Regions from separate parts of the Homo sapiens genome. Here region 2 is linked to region 1. A link is a contact called in ENCODE Hi-C or POLR2A ChIA-PET data. All regions are on one chromosome and are shown on one strand. Each heading gives the region's core, a stretch centred on a gene start or an enhancer-like site at or near the end of the contact. The rest is flanking DNA. Distances are from core to core; before and after follow the strand shown. Region 1 holds the start of TIMM50 (translocase of inner mitochondrial membrane 50). Region 2 holds the start of ZNF780B (zinc finger protein 780B).

The links. A loop is a pair of places that touch in the nucleus more often than their neighbours do. ChIA-PET counts read pairs that join two places held with the same protein, here RNA polymerase II (POLR2A). Pooled maps may share reads with other maps.
Region 2: a map with no recorded cell type shows a loop between it and region 1 (14-fold over the local background). The contact joins the promoter of ZNF780B here to the promoter of TIMM50 in region 1. A Hi-C loop is called at or near these places in 1 of 37 single-sample maps with no recorded cell type and 2 of 50 pooled maps. POLR2A ChIA-PET finds 5 or more read pairs at or near these places in 3 of 52 experiments (OCI-LY7, Panc1 and activated CD8-positive, alpha-beta memory T cell).

Annotation. Positions count from the first base shown.
Region 1 is chr19:39,478,111-39,483,057 of GRCh38, forward strand. It overlaps TIMM50 (translocase of inner mitochondrial membrane 50), which reads left to right and starts at 2,728. Exons shown (of 11, transcript NM_001001563.5): 1 at 2,728-2,851; 2 at 3,773-3,923; 3 at 4,775-4,806. The coding sequence starts at 2,744. RefSeq lists enhancers at 2,416-3,010, 3,131-3,180.
Region 2 is chr19:40,053,490-40,058,436 of GRCh38, forward strand. It overlaps ZNF780B (zinc finger protein 780B), which reads right to left and starts at 2,742. Exons shown (of 5, transcript NM_001005851.3): 1 at 2,700-2,742. RefSeq lists an enhancer at 2,602-2,731.

The DNA.
Region 1 (4,947 bases), core at 1,478-3,977:
GTTAGATATTCCTGTCTTTTTACAAATGTAAATGTATTATAAAACATTTCAGGCCGGGCGCAATAGCTCATGCCTGTAATCCCAGCACTTTGGGAGGCCGAGGGGGGCGGATCATTTGAAGTCTGGAGTTTGAGACGAGCCTGACCAATATGGTGAAACCCTGTCTCTACTAAAAATACAAAAAAAATTAGCTGGGCATGGTGGCGGGCGCCTGTATTCCCAGCTACTTGGGAGGCTGAAGCAGGAGAATCGCTTGAACCTGGGAGGTGGAGGTTGCCGTGAGCCGAGATTGCACCAACTGCACTCCAGCCAGGGTGACAGAGCAAAACTCTGTCTCAAAAAACCAAAAAAAACCAACAACAACAACAAAAAAAAACACCAAAAAACATTTCAGACGTTCAAGATTATATACCAAGAACACCAATGTCCCCATCAGCCAGCTGAGGAAACAGGAAACAATATGTACTAGATAGGACCCACTTCAGCAGCACCCTAAATCCATTCCCCCAGAAGTAACCAGGAGGGCCGAGTTCCTTGTGTCTTTCCCTTTCTTGAATTTGTATTTTTACTACCTTGGTATTTGGTTTTAAAGTTTACATAAACAGGATCTGATTTTTCTTCCACTCAATTTAAGGGAGGTTCGTGGTGTCTTATCTATAGCCTCTAATTCGTTTCTCACTCAAGCCCTGTACAGCCAGATACTGCTGTTCTTTGGCTGAGCCTCAGGTAAAATGGTTGGCTCTCCAGTCCTTTATAGAAAATCATGGCAGGAAGGAATGGGAGAGAAAACAGATTCTGCCTCCCAGCTCCACGTGAGGAAGAGTTTTATTATTAATTTTTATTTTATTTTTTTTGAGACGGAGTCTCCCTCTGTCGCCCAGGCTGGAGTGCAGTGGCACAATCTAGGCTCACTGCAACCTCTGCCTCCTGGGTTCAAGCGATTCTTCTGCTCAGCCTCCCCAGTAGGTGGGACTACAGGCGCGTGCCATCATGCCTGGCTAATTTTTTTTTTTTTTTGTTATTTTTAGTAGAGACGTGGTTTCCCCATGTTGGCCAGGCTGGTCTCAAAACTCCTGACCTCAGGTGATCCGCCTGCCTCAGCCTCCCAAAGTGCTGGGATTACAGGCATGAGCCACTGCGCCCGGCCTATTATTATTAATTTTAAAAATAGAGATTGCAGTCTTGCTATGTTACCCAGTGTGGTCTCAAACTCCTGGCCTCAAGCGATCCTCCTGCCTCGGCCTCCCGAAGCACTGGGATTATAGGTGTCAGTCACAGCGCCTGGCCAGAAGAGTTTTCGAGGGCTGGCTTTTCAGGTCGTTTTCTGGGCCTCAATGTCTATTTCTGACAATGTGGGGAAAAGAAAGATCAGATTGTTACTGTGTCTGTGTAGAAAGAAGTAGACATAGGAGACTCCATTTTGTTCTGTACTAAGAAAAATTCTTCTGCCTTGAGATGCTGTTAATCTATAACCATACCCTGTTATAGATGACGGGGTTCTCTATAACCAACCCCGTGCTCTCTGAAACATGTGCTGTGTCAACTCAGGGTTAAATGGATTAAGGGCTGTGCAGGACGTGCTTTGTTAAACAGATGCTTGAAGGCAGCATGCTCCTTAAGAGTCATCACCACTCCCTAATCTCAAGTACCCAGTGACACAAACACTGCGGAAGACCGCAGGGACCTCTGCCTAGGAAAGCCAGGTATTGTCCAAGGTTTCTCCCCATGTGATAGTCTGAAATATGGCCTCATGGGAAGGGAAAGATCTGACCGTCCCCCAGCCCGACACCCGTAAAGGGTCTGTGCTGAGGAGGATTAGTAAAACAGGAAGGAACGCCTCTTCGCAGTTGAGACAAGAGGAAGGCATCTGTCTCCTGCCCGTCCCTGGGCAAGTCTTGGTATAAAACCCGATTGTATGTTCCATCTACTGAGATAGGGGAAAACTGCCTTAGGGCTGGAGGTGGAACATGCGGGCAACAATACTGCTCTGTAAGGCACTGAGATGTTTATATGTATGCATATCTAAAGTACAGCATTTAATTCTTTACCTTGTCTATGAACCGTTGTTCACGTGTTTATCTGCTGACCCTCTCTCCACTATTATCCTATGACCCTGACGCATCCCCCTCTCCAAGAAACACCCAAGAATGATCAGTAAATACTAAGGGAACTCAGAGGCTGGAGGGATCCTCCGTATGCTGAACGCTGGTCCCCTGGGCCCCCTTTATTTCTTTCTCTATACTTTGTTTCTGTGTCTTTTTCTCTTCCAAAGTCTCTCGTTCCACCTAACGAGAAACACCCACAGGTGTGGAGGGGCAACCCATCCCTTCAGACAATTGGGAGGTGAGGGCCGATTGCCTTACACGGTGAGACAAGCGGCCTGACTCGTGACTATTTTTTTGGACAAATCAGGCAGCCACTGACTCCCTTCATTATGGCCTCAGCTTTATCTCTGGGCAATAAGTGTGATCCCTTCCTTCGCTGCGTCCTTTGCAGGGGCGGTGGCGCTCTGCAAGGCCCAAGGGGGCGTGGTCCAGATGACTTTGAATCCCAGTTGTCGCCCCCAGGGTCAGCCAGGAGACTAGTCAGAAGCAAACGCGCCTGCGGCAATCCGCCCGATGCCTTTGGTCTCTCTCGGGCTTCCGTCCACCCGCCCCTCCCCCGCGTTTCCATTGGCTGTAGCTCCGGCCCGGGGCGGGCGAAGAGGGAGCGAGTGGGCGGGGCCGCGTGGCGTCAGCGCAAGATGGCGGCCTCGGCAGCGGTGTTCTCGCGCTTGCGAAGCGGGCTCCGGCTCGGCTCGCGGGGACTGTGCACGAGGTTGGCGACGCCGCCCCGCCGGGCCCCAGATCAGGTGAGCGGAACGAGGGTGGCCCTCTGAATGTGGGGTCCCTTCCCTGGAGTTACGGACATATCGCCGCCCCTTGGGGGTTCCGGGACGCCTCACCTCAGGGTGCTGAATGAAACGCCGCTTGTGTTTTGGGGCCCTTCCCAACCTCCTGGGTGGTTGCTCCCCTAGGCTGGAGGCTGGGAATCCAGGTGTGTCCTTAGACCCCACCTCCCACCCACGTGGGTGCCGGAGGAGGAGGGGGTTACCGTTCCCCGTTTCAGTGACCACTCAGGTGATACTTGAGCAGGAGGGGCCTGGGACGCTGGAGTCCCAGTCTGGCCGTGGGAGTTATTTTCTCTGTGGCGTTGGTGGTGGCGAGGTAGACGTTTGGGTTTCCAATTCGACTTGCCTCCATGTTGACAGAGACCCAGCCATTCTGACCTCCAAGTCTATCACTTCTGTGCCTTAGTTCCCCAAGCCCCAGACAAGTGATTGCCCTTCCCCGCCTCCGCTCCTATCCCTTACCCTATAACTCTGCTACTTTTAGCCCCAAGCAGCCGGACGTCGTAACTCCCGGTTCTGTCTGTACCCCTTCCCCCACCACTTGTGCCCTCCGTTCCCTCTCATCCCAGTGTTTAGGCCCTCCCATCCCTTATTCTCCGTGCTTTGCTTTTCTGGGCTGCAGACCCTCCAGTCCTGTTGCCTTCAGGATCCTGTGCACCTGGCCTGTTAGCTTTTAAAACTCCTGGCATCCTGGTGCGGGACAGTCTGGTTTTGACCCTCTGAGCAGCCCCACATCCTGACTGCTACTCCAGGGACACAGATGTCCAGGGCTCTGTGGGTGTCTGCCTCTTGGCTCCTGAACTTGATTCTTCTTGGACTGGAGGGTGGGGACCATCCTGACCTCTCTTCTCTCTTGGCTGACCTCCCCTTTCTCAACCGCAGGCCGCAGAGATCGGGAGCCGCGGGAGCACTAAGGCGCAAGGGCCACAGCAGCAGCCGGGCTCAGAGGGTCCCAGCTATGCCAAAAAAGTTGCGCTCTGGCTTGCTGGGCTGCTTGGAGCTGGTGGGACTGTGAGCGTCGTCTATATCTTTGGTGAGGGACATATCCCTGTCCCCCAGTTTTGTTCCTTGGCCTCCCTGGTCCACTGTGGAACCTCCCACTCTTGCCCACTACCAGCTTCTCTCGTCTTCATTCCCTGGCTCCTTCCTCAATAGGGCAGCCAAATAAGACACCTACCTTGAAAACCAGGGAAGTCTTCTTTCTTCTCCCTTCCACTCCTTAAGGTTCTAGTCTTTCTAGTTGGTTCCTGTACCAGGATAAAGGAAAGAGGGGAAGATGGGGAAGGATAGGCCTGGATCAGCTTCCTAAACTTTGTCTTTCCTCAGCAGCCAAAAATCCAGCCTTCCCACTAGTTACTTTAAATCCCACAGACCCGGCCGGGCACGGTGGCTCACGCCTGTAATCCCAGCACTTTGGGAGGCCGAGGCGGGCGGATCACGAGGTCAGGAGACGGAGACCATCCTGGCTAACACGGTGAAACCCCATCTCTACTAAAAATACAAAAAAAAATTAGCCCGGTGTGGTGGCGGGCGCCTGTAGTCTCAGCTACTCGGGAGGCTGAGGCAGGAGAATGGCGTGAACCCGGGAGGCGGAGCTTGCAGTGAGCCGAGATCGTGCCACTGCACTCCAGCCTGGGCAACAGAGCGAGACTCTGTCTCAAAAAAAAAAAAAAAAATCCCACAGACCCAAAAGACCTAGCCCCAGCCCCATTTCTCTCAAAGACCCAGGAATCTTGGCTCCCAGCCCCCTCCTGGCTTGACTCCAGGAGGCTGTGCCTCTCTCTTTCCTCAGATCCAGGAGTCCAGGCCCCTTATCCCACTCCTCCCTCGGGACCCAGGGGACTGGGCCCTAATTCCTCATATTCATCCTGGTCTCCCTTGCAGGAAACAACCCGGTGGACGAAAATGGTGCCAAGGTGAGGGGGAAAGAGACCGAGGCCTTGCCAGGAGTCCTAGTCTGTGGGTGAGAGGGGTCCCCTTTGGTCTGTTCAGGCACATTGCTGGTCTGGAGTGAGCCTTTCTTTCCCAGTGACCTTTGCCTGTTCCTCTTGGGGTCC
Region 2 (4,947 bases), core at 1,492-3,991, 580 kb after region 1:
AAACAGCATGGAGGTTCCTCAAAAAATTAGAAATAGAACCACCATATGATCCAGCAATCTACTACTGGATATTTATCCAAAGGAAATGAAATCTGTATACCAAAGAGACACCTGCACACCCATGTTTATTGCAGCACTATTCACAATAGCCAAGATATGGAATCAATCTAACTGTCTATCAATGAATGGATAAAGAAAATGTGGTATATATGCAGGTATATATACACAATGGAAAACTAGCCATAAAAAAAGGGAAATGCTGTCATTCGCAACAACATGGATGAACCTGGAGAAATTCATATTAAGTAAGCCAAGCACAGAAAGGCAGATGATCTCACTCATCAGTGGAATCTGAAAAATGTTCATATAGGCCAGGTGCGGTGGCTCACACTTGTAATCCCAGCACTTTCGAAAGCGGAGGCGAAGGCCGAGGCAGGCGGATCACCTAAGGTCCAGAGTTCGAGACCACCCTGGCCAACATGGCAAAACCCTGTCTCTACTAAAAATACAAAAATAAGCTGGGTGTGGTGGCATGCACCTGTAGTCCCAGCTACTCGGAAGGCTGGGGCAGGAGAATTACTTGAACCCGGGAGGCAGAGGTTGCAGTGAACCGAGATCACGCCACTGCACTCCAGCCTGGGCAACAGAGTAAGACACTCTCTCTCAAAAAAAGAAAACACTTGATATCATAGAATTAGAGAAGAGAATGGTGTTTACAGGTCGGGGGTAATGTGGGTGAGGGAGGGAAGATGGTGTTGGCTGGGGAAATGTTGGTCAAAGGATATAAAATTTCAGGAAGATAAGAGAAATAAGCTCAAGAAATCTATTACACAACAACGTATCTACTATTAATAACTACTATTAATAACTATTCTGTAGTGCTAAGAGAGTGGATATTAAGTGTTCTCACCACAAAAATGATAACTATGTGAGGTAATGCATTGCTAATTAGCTAGATTTAGTCATTCCACAATGTACATATACTATAAAACATCATGTTGCACACGATAAATACATACAATTTTATCTGTCAATTTAAAAAGAACTTCTGTCCTAGATCATTTGAGCAACTCACTCATTTTCTTACTATGCAAGCAGCAATCACAATGAATCACATATTCCCAATGCTCCTGTCCTATAGAAAGTCAAGGGAAATGACCTAAAATGACCACACGAAAACAAAAGCTAAAACATTAAACATTTATTATTATATGCCTAGCACTGCTCTAAGAGGTTTTAGAGTATTAATTCATTCTAATGTTCATTACAAGCCTGAGAAGACCAGAAACGGACAGAACAAACATTCCAACCCAGATACTCTGGATCCACTCCCCTATTCTTAACCGCAACAGCGTACTGCCTCTCACAGTTCACACAAATAGCCCAAAATGCAACCGGAACTGCCGAATCTCACAGAGATCTGGCAAGTATTACAATTATCATCTCATGGACTCTCCCGAAAAATCCTGACTCTGGTTGATACCAATTTCTGTGCAATCACTTTCCGATTCCTGAAAGCCTCACAGACGAATGGAAATCACCCAACCATCTCCATTCTTCCCTACTTGGAAAAGGAGGCCTGTAAAGAGTCAGAAACCTGGCGTGTGATTCCACAAACTAATCTTCTTTTCAAAGCAGAGTCTAAAATAAAGCTTTAATATAAACCTCTGGAGGACTATTTTTATACCAGCTTAGAAGAAGAGAGCGTACAGGAAGGTGTGAACGATTTGCCAAATGGCTCTGTGAATATTAAATGGCAAGGTGGGGAGCGGGCGGGGTGGGGAACGGCTCGCTGGGAGGCGGCACAATGGGAGGGGGCAAGAATCAATTTGCATATTCTCCTGAAATTCACTAAAAATTTACAGGAACCTCTATATTCTAAAATCAAAAACGCATTTCTTGAACAAATACAAAGCACAAACTCACCCTTGACTTAAGTGTGCAACAATAACGCTCTCATCCTCCTCTCGGTCCTTCTTTTGGATAATAATACGACTGGAGAAGGATACGGCAAGCGTGAGACTCCAGGCTTTTCTTGGAGCGCAGACTAAGTTTGAAAGCACCCTCCATGGCCACAACTTCCCTCACTTCGTACGAAATGAGAAGGAAATAAAAGGAGGAGGAATCGGTCTGAGTTCGAAGCTGGTTCCTGGGGACAGATCTCTGAGGGACGCTGGGTTCTCAACATGTAGCTGCCCTCCTGGGGGACCCTCAAGAGGCACTTCCAGCTCTCATATTCCCACCCCGAGTCCAGATCTGCGCCTTCTTGTGCAAAGCTTCATTCTCGGTTCAATATCTAACCTCCCTACTGGGGACATTTTCATTCCTCTGCTGCAGCCTCTGCAGCTTTGAAGGGGAAAGACGGAGGAAGCAGCAGGAGCCTAGTACCACCGGCACAGTGACACTCACACAGCCCCAGCAAAACGCACTGCGTCCACACGCCGTCCCGGTCCTGTGCACAGGGCCTCACGCACACACTCACACAGTCCCCTCCGTCACTCAAGATCGCGCAATCCCCATCCTTTGATGCCCGCGCACACGCACGCCTAAGGATCTGGCAGATTCCGTCTGCGCCCCGGGTTCCTCCTCTGAGCGCCTCGCTCTCGCCCACCCGCACTGCCGGGTCGGTCAGGTTCGAGTCCCAGTCCACGAAGACCTCCCGCAGCCACCGATTTCTTCCTAGGACGTGAAGACCTTACCCAGCTAGGTCGTCAACCCCAGGAGACAGGAAGTGGAACCGCTAATTCCGGTGCGGTGGCCTCTGGGAAATACAGTCCTGAGCAGAAAGAACCTCAGAAGTCTTGGTCTATGGTCTGTTCAGGTTGATCCCAGCATACATTGGGGGCTCCTAAGGGACCCGAGCCTAATGGATTTGTGGGAGTTCCAGACCGTGGGGTGCAGAGGTTGCGGCCACGGGCGAGAATCCCCATCTGAGAGGAGCGTTGCTGTTTTCGGTGCGTCAGGGTAAATTACCTTTTCTCTCTATGCAAAAGAATGCAAATGAGCAGAACTTTTAAAGAAGAATTTAAAGTAAAATTACGTCAAAATGTAGCTGCTTTGACCTCTTCGTCTCAGATCCGAGCATAGGCTTCCCCTTTGTGCTATTTGAAGGGACTTAGGATAAATTTGAAAAGCCTGAACTAAAGAAATGGTTGGAGAGACTCCGTCTCAAAAAAAAAAAAAAAAAGAAAGAAAGAAAGAAAAGGAATCGTTGGTTTTATACTAGAAGAGGAAGTGTGGTTTACATGAGAGATTTCAGAATCAAATATACTTGATTCTTCAAGACAATCTTCCTGTTATCTGGAGAGAAAAACGTGATTCAGGACGGCATGGAAACAGATAAAAGTACACAGAGAATTACTTGCCTTATCTTGAAGGATGAATAATTAACACATTTTCTTAAAACAGTCTAAATAAATGCCAAAGGGGGTTTGTTTTTCGTAGGAAAAGCTTGATTTCACTGTTGTAATCTAGCAACATTGAACTTTCAAAATGATTTTTGTAGTTTCCTATGCTATATAAAGCGGAAACGTGGAATAATGAAGAGCAAAATGTCTTTTCATTCCCGACTGTGACAGAAAACAGATAGCAAGATAACAAACTTAATTGGATCAATGATCACATTAAGTGTAACTGGTCTAACACCTTAACTTAAGAAGGTTGTCAGGTTGGATTTTTTTTTTAAAAGTCAGACCCAAATACGTGCTACCTACAGGTAATACTTAAAATATAAAAGCACTAATAGGTTAAAAGTAAAAGGATGGAAAAATATATAAAATCCTAACACTAGTCAAAAGAAAGCTGGAGTGGCTATATTAAAAACAAAGTGACTTCACCAAAAAGACTATATCAGGGATAAAGAAAGTTACATCATCATAATGATGAAGGATACAGTTCATCCAGTGGAAAGAACAAACCTAAATTATGCTCTTAATACAGCTTCTAAGTATGTGAGTAAAAACCTGTTAGATCAATAAAGTAACAGACAAATCCACAATTATAATCAGATATTTCAACATATCTCTCTTGGTAATTGATAGAACTAATGCAGAAAAGCAACAGGGTATAGATTATCTAAACAACATATCAACCTGCTTGATCTCATTTACACTTCTGGAACACTCTTCTCAAAGACAGTAAAATTCATCTTAGGTGGACAGGAGACACTTTCCAGCGTATACCATATTCTGGGCCATAAAGCAAGTCTCCATAAATGAGTAAATGGACTCAAGTCATACAAAGAATGTTTTTGACAAAAATGGAATTAAATTAGAAATCAATAACAGCTCACTATATATTGTCCAAAGTAGTAAAAATTTGAAAATGTATGAATACTATGATAATTGAAATTATATAATGTTTGAAAATTTCCTTTATGAGTCATAATTTTCTGTTATATCCTAAAGGGTAAACAATAACATATTTGCATTAAAACAAAATAATGTTTTTGTAGTAAGGAAAAAATTTTAAGCTATCTATATTGACTATGCATTAAAGAGCAGAATAATTATTTTTGGTATATATTCCAATGCTTTAATCAATTTCTTAGCCAGTATCACCATATTTTTAAGGATTTTTTTTGACACAGTCTATTATTTTTAAATTTTGATAAAATTGTATGTAATCCTCAATGCTGGACTTTATGGTTAATAAACTTGAAATTATAGCTACCTTCAAATGGCGCTTCTCTGAACACCATACCTTTTAAATTGAGATATATACTCTGCATATACTAAGGTAATCAGAAGTCTTAGAATATAGCCAATGAAATGGAAAATATCCTCATGAGTATTGTGAATATGGAATATTAGATTGCAAATATTTTAGCAGTTGATGTATTTTGCCTTCACAGTACATTTCTACTTTTTTTTTTGCCACTTAGTCTAGGAAGGGTACATTTATTTAAAAATTATTCCTAAAGCCAAACAAATTGGCTCAATTTATGAT